Regions from separate parts of the Homo sapiens genome. Here region 1 is linked to region 2. A link is an interaction called in ENCODE POLR2A ChIA-PET data of the cell type or tissue named here. Cell type or tissue: A673. All regions are shown on one strand. Links, peaks and the distances in the headings refer to the core of each region. The heading gives the core; the rest is flanking DNA.

What was found. ChIA-PET counts read pairs that join two places held together with the same protein. Peaks named below come from ENCODE experiments on the same cell type or tissue, not always from the same donor. Only the 100,000 strongest peaks of a DNase experiment are listed, where the experiment ranks them.
Region 1: POLR2A ChIA-PET joins it to region 2 with 13 read pairs; 3 of 35 experiments call an interaction of 5 or more read pairs at or near these places.

Annotation. Positions count from the first base shown.
Region 1 is chr20:25,189,733-25,195,284 of GRCh38, forward strand. It overlaps LOC101926889 (a long non-coding RNA gene), which reads right to left. Exons shown (of 6, transcript NR_109994.1): 2 at 486-570. Among named protein-coding and RNA genes, the nearest start is that of ENTPD6, 3.2 kb to the right of the region's middle. RefSeq lists an enhancer at 5,436-5,552. In A673, for the core only: no CTCF peak of the experiment used is centred there; no DNase peak of the experiment used is centred there; H3K27me3 peaks cover 986 bases.
Region 2 is chr20:25,036,012-25,041,563 of GRCh38, forward strand. All of the region lies in intron 2 of ACSS1 (acyl-CoA synthetase short chain family member 1), which reads right to left. Among named protein-coding and RNA genes, the nearest start is that of ACSS1, 19 kb to the right of the region's middle. RefSeq lists a silencer at 382-676. In A673, for the core only: no CTCF peak of the experiment used is centred there; a DNase peak (open chromatin) is centred at 510; H3K27ac peaks cover 2,119 bases.

The DNA of each region.
Region 1 (5,552 bases), core at 199-5,198, 150 kb after region 2:
AGACCAGTCTGGCCAACATGGTGAAACCCCGTCTCTACTAAAAATACAAAAGAATTAGCTGGGCATGCCAGCGTGTGCCTGTAATCCCAGCTACTTGGGAGGCTGAGGCAGGGGAATTGCTTGAACCAGGGAGGTGGAGGTTGCAGTGAGCCAAGATCATGCCACTGCACTCCAGCCTGGGTGACAGAGCGAAACTCCATCTCAAACAAAAAAGAAAATTAGTGGAGAAAAATAATAATATCATGTATAGATGAAGGAAATGCACAAAATAAAACTGAACATTCATTAATGATTTTTTAAAACTCTTAAACTAGAAATAGAAGAACATTTTCTTAATCTGGTAGACGACAACCTATACAATGTAAAATGCTAAAGGCCCTCATGGAGAGAAGACAGTCCATTAACAGCTACTCTAAATGGGACAATCTGTTCACACCAGTCTCCCCCTACCAGGACAGTCGACCAATTGCCAAGAACAGTATTACCTGTTTTACAGCTGCACTTCATGTGGTCCCAACAAGACTATCACTACAGTGCAAGATGACATCTGTTGGATCATCCATCGGGAAGCTAAAAGAGACCACACAATGGCCCATGTGGCAGGCAGGAATCATAAATGCCAAGTTCTCTTGGGGAAGAGTAGGGTTTCCCTCACATTTTTTCTTGTTTGTAGTAGATTTTGGAAAATGGAAGGCTAGCCATGAGCAGGGAAGATCTGACTTTTTTGGTGAGTTACAGGAAAAATATTTGGTAGAGAAAGCAGTGATTTGTGGTTATAGATTTCAGGGAACCAAAGGAAGAAATCAGAGCAGTGGCTAAGATGTTTTGTTTGATATTATTAACAAATGACCTATGAGTGATGGTATCTTAGGTTGAATTCTTCCAAAACAAATTCTAAAGAATGATTTGAGTGCAAGTAGTTTATTTAGGAGGTGACACCAGGAAAAACCAGTAGAGGAGTGGGGCAGTGAGACAGGGAAGGGAGGAAAGCCAGTGTGGGTTACCGCTCTGGACCACTGTGTTCAATGCCAAGTAGACATGCCGGAGAGTTGTCCTGAGTGGAAAGGGAGCCAGGGTCTTTGCACCTGACATGGGCTGAAACTGCTCTCAGAAGCATTACCTCCTGGCACTTCCTCTGCCAAAAGAAGGCCCTGCTGTGGAGAGTCACGGGAGCACACAGTGGGACAGACACAGGCAGGAGGCCTGGCAGCCTCTGCTACAGAGACACTGCACAGTCCATGTTCTGTTCCTTCACTGAGCAGACAGCTTTGCAGCTGTCCTCCTGGACTTTTGTGAGTAGGTGGACACATGTGAGCAAGCCACACACAATAGAGGGCTTCCTCCACTATTACTCAAGTTAGGTAAATTGAGGCAGCTTGGTAACTCACCAACCTCTTCTAAAACATTCTCACCCCCAAAAAGCAGGGCCAGGCACTCCCCCCTGCTGTCAGAACACTTGCATACATGTTCTGCTGGAGCCCATGTCTCAGTTATCTGCTCCTGCATTCCTAGGGCGGGTGCCAATTGGCTTCCTTCACCTTCTGCCTGCAGGGCTGAGCTGCTTCTGGCTGACAAGTGAAAACATTAGAAGCACCCTCATCAATCCATCCATTTCTTCAAGAAATATTTTATATGTTGACTTCATTTGAGTTTACCCAAAGGCAGTTTGAGTCAAGAGCTTAGATGCAGGTAGTTGACCTGGGAGGTGATTCCCAGAAGCAGGAGAGAGAGAGAGAGAGAGAACCGAGAAAGATCGGAGGACCAACCCAAGGGGGCATTACTGAGCTGATCACCACTAAGGGTCACTGAGGCTCACTTCTACTGAGGACTCAGAATTGGTCCTCTGGGGACAGAAGGCTGAGGTATATATCCCCAGTTAATTAAGGGTTGCTGTGAAGGAGGTTCACTGTGCATTGGTTACCAACATGTCTGTGTCCAGTGAGAGAGAACGCATTCATACTCAATAAGTTATATGAAGCAAATTTATTACTTACAGACAGGCAGCAAGGGACAAGAGGAGCATTCATTGCAAGCTGGTTGCCTGAGGCTCAGGAAATCTGCTCAGGGCAAATGGAGTCTCAACTGGGCATGCCCCACTTGCACCACAGACGAGGAATGCCAGAGAGCAGCCTGCCCTGGGTTTAACATCCCAGGGTAATGTGATTTGCTGGGCAGTGTTGAAGGACATCCTATTTTCAGCAGGAGACTGGAACTGACCTTGGGCTGTTCAGCCAGTTCTCCCTTATCTCAAGATGCTGCAATCCTAGCACATTCTGCAGTTATTCCTGAGAACTACATGGTAAAAAGGGGACTGGGTCTGTCCAAGGCCACCCAAACTGCCCTGCAGTTGCCCCGGGGATGTTAAATTTCCCTGAATTCCAGGCTGCGCCTGCTCCCAAGGCTTCCGGAGAAAGTCGTAAGATAAGCCCTAAAGAGGACAGCAACGAGATGCTTGAGGTGGCAGCATTCAGGGGAACTCTCCACAACAATCAGAGAGCTGACGGCAGAGGCAGGCAAGGGACATTAGCACCAATAATGTATGCTACAGGCACCTACCATGTTCTAGACAGAGTGCCAGACATGCAGCAGTGAGCAGGACAGACCAACTTATTTGTTCTCATGGAGCTTCATTTCAGTAGTGGAACAAAGAATTTACCAATAAACAAGTCAGCAAACAAGTAATGACGGGTGTTGTGTCTTTGCAAAAATTATGACAATAAGAAAAATATGACATAGGAAAATTACAACAGTGAAAGAAAGCTGGCCTAACCGACTCCATCTTCTAACCTCCAATCTGCCTTTGCACATTCCTGGGCATAGGCCAAACAAATCTGTGGAGAAACTTAGTTTATAATTTCACTTTAAACCAAATATAACAGCCCCCCCCTGAAACAAACCTCCTTCTTGCTTGGGGACCAGACCACCTTTGTGAAACTAACAAATTAGCCACAAGATTAAAATTTATGGGCCGGGCGCGATGGCTCACACCTGTAATCCCAGCACTTTGGGAGGCCAGGGTGGGCAGATCACCTGAGGTCAGTAGTTCAAGACCAGCCTGGCCAACATGGTGAAACCCTGTCTCTACTAAAAATATAAAAATTAGCCGGGCGTGGTGGCAGGTGCCTGTAATCCCAGCTACTCAGGAGGCTGAGGCAGGATAATTGCTTGAACCCGGGAGGCAGAGGTTGCAGCGAGCCGAGATCACACCATTGCACTCCAGCCTGGGGGACAAGAGCAAGACTTCATCTCAAAAAAAAAAAAAAAAAAAAATTATGGCTTAGGAGTCATGCAGCCCGAAGCCACAAGATTCCTAACCTCCATAATTGCTCCAATAGATAATATTACTATTATATAACATAAGATTGGTGTTCAAGGTATTTTTCAGACCCCACATTGTGATGGACTAGCCACCCAGACTGGTAAACTGGCTATCTCGTCTTGTGACCCCAACCCAGGAACTAACCCAGAGCAAGACGAAAGCTTCATCTCTTCAGGATTTCATCCCTAACCCAACCAATCAGCACTCACCATTCCCTAGCCCCCTGACTGCTAAACTATCTTTTAAAAACCCTAGCCTCCAGACTGGCACAATCCCAGCACTTTGGGAGGCCAAGGAGGGCAAATCACTTGAGAGCAGGAGTTCGAGACCAGCCTGGCCAACACGGTGAAACCCCGTCTCTACTAAAAATACAAATAATTAGCTGGGCATGGTGGTGTGCGCTTGTAATCCCAGCTACTTGTAAGGCTGAGGCATGAGAATCGCTTGAACAGGAGGTGGAGGTTGCAGTAAGCCTAGACTGCACCACTGCACTCCAGCCTGGACAACAAAGCAAGACACTGTCTCAAAAACAAACCCCCCCCAAAAAATTCCTTAGACTCCGAATTTGAGGAGAGGCTGATTTGAGGAGTAATAAGCCTCTGCTCTCCTGGTTAGCCAGCTCTATGTGTATCGAACTCTTTATTGCAATTCCCATCTTGAAAAATTGGCTCTATCTGGGCGACAGGCAAGAAGAAGCTGTTGGGTGGTTACAGTGTGATGAGTGCTATGAAGGAAATAACATAAAAGGTGACAGAGAATAACTAGAGGAGGCCATTCTAGATAAAATGGTCTGAGGAGGTGACATTTGAGCTGAGTATTAAACATTGAGAAACAATCTACGAAGGGAAGATGTGGTGCAAGACCTTTCCAAGCAGTGTATAATACACACAAAAGCCCATGCCAGCAAAAAGATTTTACTTTCACAAATTCTAGAAACTCTAAGAGTAAAAAGTGGTGAAAAGAAAGGAAGTGATAACACATGTTGCCAAGTGCAGCAGGCAGAAACAGGGCCATCACCACTTCACGACAGGATCTCAAAATACTAGGAAGTGTAAATTAAAACCATGAGATATAGTTTTGTCATTATTGGATTGGGAAAGATCCAAAAGTTTGGAAAGACCCCACTGGTGAAGATGTGTGGAAACCCACAGTCTTACACATTATTTGCCAGAGTGTAAATTAGTACAGTGTCTAAGGGGGGCAATTTAGCCACGTTTGGCTAATATATTATTTTAAAGGACATATCCCACCATAGCCAATTCCACCTCTAAGAATATTTCTGACAGATATACCCACATGCATGCACAAAGACAATCCACGGGATCCAGTCACATTATTCCTAACCCAAAGCAACTGGGAAACACTTCAAGGTCCATCAGTGAAGGCCCGCATAGGCTAACCTCTGTAATAACCAAATCTCAGTGGCAGTGTCCAACCAGGTGCTTGTGGGCGACCTTCCAACAGGCACCGCATTGCCCGGCTGCCAGGCCGGGCCTGTGTACTGTCCCCGCATCCCATACAGCTAGCACTTATTCACCCTCAAAAGCGTCCCATCCTGAAAATAAACTCTTGCCCACTTGGTGCTTCAGGAACCTGGGCTTCTTCCACTAATAGCTCTCCCAGATGCCCCAGTGCGCAGGTGGGGCCGTCCTCTAGGACCAGGCCTGGCTGGGGCGCACCCACACCTCCTTGGCCAGACGCCATGGGCCGGGAAGGGGCTCTGGCCCTTGCGGGAATGAGGGCGCCTAGCATAGGTGTGCAAGTGGGCAGCCCCCACCGTGGGGTCCTTAAGTAAGCTGGAGCCTGTGAGCCAGGACAGTCAGGAGTTGCAACCTTGGTGATTTCTAGGAAGACAGAAAATGGGGTCAAGGGCCGGGTGTGGTGGCTTATGCCTATAGACCCAGCACTTTGGGAGGCCGAGGCAGGCGGATCACCTTAGGTCAGGAGTTCGAGACCAGCCTGACCAACAGGGCGAAACCTCGTCACTACTAAAGGTACAAAAATTAGCCAGGCGTGGTGGCGCACACCTGTAATCCCAGCTACTCAGGAAGCTGAGGCAACAGAATCGCTTGAACCCGGGAGGCAGAGGTTGCAGTGAGCTGAGACCACATCACTGCACTCCAGCCTGGGTGAGAACCTGTTAAAAAAAAAAATAAGAAAATGGGGTCAAGAAACGGTGGGAGGAGGGCAGATTTCATGAACCTGCCTGCTATGATGTGGCTGCATTTCCATC
Region 2 (5,552 bases), core at 158-5,157:
CTACCTGCAGGATCCTCTTATGTAGCACCCTAGTGGGTTTCCAAAGCACGGGGACATGCAGCTTTCTGAGTCACTAAAATGAGTTAGAGTTTTACTTTTAAGTCCAAGAAGAAATATAACACTTGTTGTTCAGGTACTGAGCAGGATATTTAGGTTTGTCTGCAGTGTACTCTGCCGGGTCAAGCTTTTGGTGCAGACGTATGCAAATGATGTGCACAAAAATACAAATGTGGCCTTGTGTTCCTGGTGCTTAACACTAGGAAAACGCTGACTGGCCTTGGGGAAGGAAGAAGACTTATTACCAACTCTTAACATCAATTGGGAATAACTTTTATCCAATGCTAAAGATACAATCTGACTGCAAGTAATTGTGACCAACACGATAACTGCCTGAACTCAGACGGTACAACTGCACCCCTGCCCCCCACCCCCCGCCTCAGAATTTAAAATTAGTCCAAAACAGGAAACAGCTGGAAACAGAGTTCAGAGAAAAGAGAGGAAGAAATACACTGGTATTTATTTTTTCATCTGTCTTTCAATCAGAGCTAGTTTTGTCACGGTTAATATTGAAAGTGTCTTTTCCTCCTAGACATTTCCTGATGAAGGCCCAGGATAAGTAAGTCCTGTGTGTGCTCTCGTGTTTAAGAAATAAACAAATTAAGGCTGGGCATAGTGGCTCACAGCTGTAATCCCAGCATTTTGGGAGGCTGAGGCAGGCAGATCACTTGAGGTCAGGAGTTTAAGACCAGCCTGGCCAACCATAGCAAAACCCTGTGTCTACTAAAAATACAGAAATTAGCCAGGCGTGGTGCTGCATGTCTGAATCCCAGCTACTTGGGAGGCTAAGGCAGGAGAATCGCTTGAACCCAGGAGGTGGAGATTGCAGTGAACTGAGATCCCATCACTGCACTGCAGCCTGGGTGACAGAGCTAGACTCTGTCAAAAAAAAAAAAAGAAGAAGAAGAAAGAAAGAAAAAGAAAGAAAGAAGAAAGAAAGGAAGGAAGGAAGGAAGGAAGGAAAGAAAGAAAGAGGGAAAGAAAGAAATTGAGAATGCATGATTGTTTATTGCTTACAATTATTCTGGCAGTCAGTATTCATGAAATAAACATTAGCTAACAGACTTCTTTGTTGTCCATCAAGTACAAGGTCTGCTTGGGTAGAGATCTGGGTTTTGCTTATTGCCTTCCTCCTGGCATCCACCTAGCTCATATAAGGTACTCAATAAATATTTGTTGAGCAAATGGGCGCAGCAGGTGAGCATGAAGTGGGAAGGACCTCCACCAAGAGCGACACCCACCCTGCAGACACCCTGTGTCCTCCTTCCCCTGAGGGGCTAGGCTGCTGTCACCTTGCATCACGCTGGCATGAAGATGTGCTGCTGCTCTGAGAAGCAAATGGGAAGGACCCCCTCTGAGAAACCAGCCTACAGAAACGTTTCATTTTCTTCTGCCAATAAGGGAAGTAAACCCAGGTAATTGTCTTGATATGTGAAGGCCTCTGACAGACACAAAGCATTTCCTCAGGCTCAGTCACTTCTCTCCAAGCACCGGTGCTGATGGGGGCTGGGGAAGGCCAACTCCATGGTCTAGATCCAAAACTTGAAAGGACATTCCTATGCTGTCTCTAGAATTTGATATTTTCTTCAGCATGCTGTGTCAGGAACATATTCGTAGTAAGAGAAGAAAGGATCAGCCTTAGGGAAGGGAAGCCTGGCGAGGCTGACCCCTTCTCACGCAGGAGGAGCGTGGAAGGCCACGCAAAGCATGGATGGCCAGCTCGCATCTCATGGACCCAGGCCTGGGGAACAGACTCCTTCCCTCCTGGCAGCCTCCTCTGGCCCTGACATTACTGTAGCCACTGACTGTCATTCAATGGTGGTAAGATTTGCTCACTCTGCTGAGAGAACAGAAGACCAGGAAGTCAGCTAGCAGGGCTCATAAACCAAGTATGAAATTTCTCACGTCATTATTTGATGTCATGACCATGACATTTAGCAAAGAGAAGCTGCCGTGAAAACATAAAGTGGCAGCCGCACTTGAACATGAATGGTCCCCTGGGCCAAGGCGGGCCCAGGCACAGCGAGGGCCCCCAGGAGACATGAGCTGAGTTGCTAGTAGTGATGCCAGCTCAGCCAGTAACAAGATCACTAAAGCTATGTGTGTTCTAAATTCCTTATGGAAAGTGAAAGTCTCTTCCCTGAGGTTTTGCTAGACTCTGTGGAAAGCGCTGAACCTGCAAGTTTATCACTCAGGAGTCTCACGGGAGGCCAAACAATGACTGATCAGAGAGCAGGGTTCCCAACACAGCCCCCCACACCACTGGGGCCTGAACTGTCTCATCTGTGAAATGGCCTAATAATAGGACCCACTACCAAGGTGGTCGTGGAGACCAAATATGAAGTTGCAGGCACCTTTGAAGGTGACCTGTAAACAGTGGCCATAATGACTGCAGAAAATACAAGACATGGGAAAAAGAGAATTATTGAACACTGATGGACCTTTAAGAAAGGTGGGCACCTCAGGCACCTCCTTCTCAGGAGGGCAGGTGCAAAATGCTGGTTTGCCTTATGGAAGCTGCAGTCTCCGTGTCGCCGGCTCAGGGCACATGCACCTCAGCTGTGTGAATGCCTTGCAGGAAGCCCTCACCTGCACAGCCTGCCTGCTCCATGCCCCCAAGGCAGGTGCTGAGGGCGGGAGTAGATCTGAGAAGGATGCAGAGCCTCCTACAGTTGGGGTTGCTGCCAGTCTGGGGGTTCCAGGCACTCAGCCCGAGGCCTGTGCTTCCAAAAGGCCAGAGGGAAGGCAGTTCCACCCCACATGCTCTGCACAGCCTACCACCATCTGCCATGTCGTCCTGTCACTGCCCCCCTGCTGGCTACCCAAGCTTCTCCAGCCATGATTGCCTGCCACTGCCAGCACAGGAAACCTCCTCTCCAGGCCCATGGCCTCCTACCTCCTCTGCATCCAGGGGGTATTCCCTCCCCTGCCCCTCCTCCCACTTGTCCTCACCCCACCCTCAGTTCACAGCCCCATCCCATGGAACAAGGACAGAACAGCTATCAAGCAAGTATCCTGTACCCAGGGCTGCTCCCACAGAGCAGGTTCCCATGGAGAACCCACTTAACCCTCACAACAGCCCATAGGTTCTGAGCTCCCCTTCCCTTCTTCACTTTCCTGATGAGGAAATTGAGGCATAGAGAAGTTGGGCCACTTTCTCAAGGCTATTCAGCTGAAGGAGTCAGGGCAGGATTCAAACCCAGGCCCAGCTCCAGGGGCCTTGCTGTCAGCCAGCTCCTCAGTATCAGAACCACTCCTATTGCAAAGGCTCCCAAACTTCAAAAGATTTGCCATCTGCCAATGCTATAATTATTCATGTAACATTTTTCTTGAGTTAGTTCACTTTTTTAATATAAATTTATTCTAAGAATGAACCTGAGGCTGATTCTCATTCAAAAGGGAAAGTTAGCAAGAGAAGTGCCCAAAGTCCCCACACGCATGGGGGTTCAATTGAGCCTTTCTTCTTGTCCCCAGAATGGAGGACAGGGCCGAGGGTGGGTGTGGAATGGCGTTTTCCTTCATCATTCAGTGTTTGGCTCCTCATTCAGGGCCACCTGCCCAGGGCATGCCTCCCCAGGCACAGGCAGGTCAAATCCCACATCCTTAGTTTTTCTTTTCTCCTCTAACCAGAGCCCAGGATGCAGTCAGCTTCTAAGAAAGCCTTGTAGGACTAAAGTACCAGGCCAGACTCCAGAGAAGCTCTGTCCTCATTCCTGTTAACGCCTGGTTTTCCCTTCGACCTCAGCACTTGGCCTTTGGCCCAAGTCTTGTCTCTGGAAAGGAAGTTCTTTCCCTTCCAGACACAAAGCCCAGCTCACATGACTGCGGGAACCAGGTGTCAATGCCTGAAGAACTCTGGAAGCTCCTGCAGGCTGGCAGCCCAGGACAAGAGCACACTGGGGGACTGGAGTCCTGGAAGCCAGCCCCGAGAACAGCTGGTGCCCTGGCAGAACATTCGCCCCTGGCTGGACAGACTTGTTTACCTCCTGGGAGAAAGCCACAGAAGTGAGTCCTTTCCCTTGTGGAATTTGGAAAGGGGTGTAGGTTTTAACATTCTGTAAACATTCACTTTCCCCTGTGGTTAAAAAAAAAACCACAGGAGATTTTTCAGGTCCCACTCCAAGTTTGCACACCCCACATGCCCTCTGTTCCGTCTCTCTGAATGGCTCTACCAGAGCCCATTCGGCTGCCACAGACACAGCACAACACAGGGCAGCCAACTTCACACAGAACGCTCCAGAGCCTGGACGCAGGTTGGGGGTCCTTCTATTTATCAGGCTTTCCTGGGAGTCCACACAACATTCCAGATTAACACCTGGAGGAGAGTAAGCCCTGGAGGGGAAGTTCACAGACACAGCCACACAGGTGGAAATCCAGAGAGCACAGCCACTTGGCATACCTGCCTCGGGCCCAGCGACTTTCCTTGCCTCTTGGCAGCAGCCTAGAGAAGCATCAAACTCCTCCAAAGAACAGGAGGCTCCTGCTCCCCAGTGCTGTGCTGGATAACAGCCAGTTTCTCTGCAAAAGAAGCCTTGACTTATAACATTTGCCAGTGATCATGGTGCAAATATTTCCACCGCTGATTCTCGGCTCCTGATAGGACTGACTGCACAAGGAAGATATGCACACACAACTGCTCCACGGAGCCCGTTTGACACTAGCCCCAGCCTGGGAGCCTGCAGCCCCAATACCCAAACCACCCAGCCCCAGGGGCAGCCTCCTCCTCTATCTTTGCAGCCACACCCCAGAAGCTGCCCAGATGCCCCACCCCAGGCCACCCTTAAAGTTCACTTGAACTAATTTTCCCCTTTATAAAACAATAATTGTTAATAATTTATGATTTCATTCCTTTTATTGAATAATTATTCATTTAAGGATAAGTAATTGCTAATAAAAACCTGTTAATTTGTCCGGGCGCAGTGGCTCATGCCTGTAATCCCAGCACTTTGGGAGGCCAAGGCGGGTGGATCACGAAGTCAGGAGATTGAGACCATCCTGGCTAACACGGTGAAACCCCGTCTCTATTAAAAATACAAAAAATTAGCCGGGCGTGGTGGCAGGTGCCTGTAGTCCCAGCTACTCAGGAGGCTGAGGCAGGAGAATGGCGTGAACCCAGGAGGCGGAGCTTTCAGTGAGCCGAGATTGCGCCACTGTACTCCAGCCTGGGTGACAGAGCGAGACTCCGTCTCAAAAAAAAAAAAAAAAAACCTGTTAATTTGGAAGGAAGGTGAGAAGCAAAAGCATGCAGCTTTTTCAGTCCACCCCGTGTGACCTCCAGGCCACACTCCCTCTGACCCTGGGTTTAAGATGGCATGGAGGGTCTGCATAAGCTCACGGCTGGGCTTCCACAGATGGCACCGTACTCCCGGGCATAAGGCCACGGGCTGAGAGCACGCCCACAGACTCTCCATGGCAGCCCTTGTCCCCAGGCCACCGCACGTGGCCTTGCAGCTCATCCCTGTTCAAAGGCACTACCCCAGGGATGCTGGAATCTG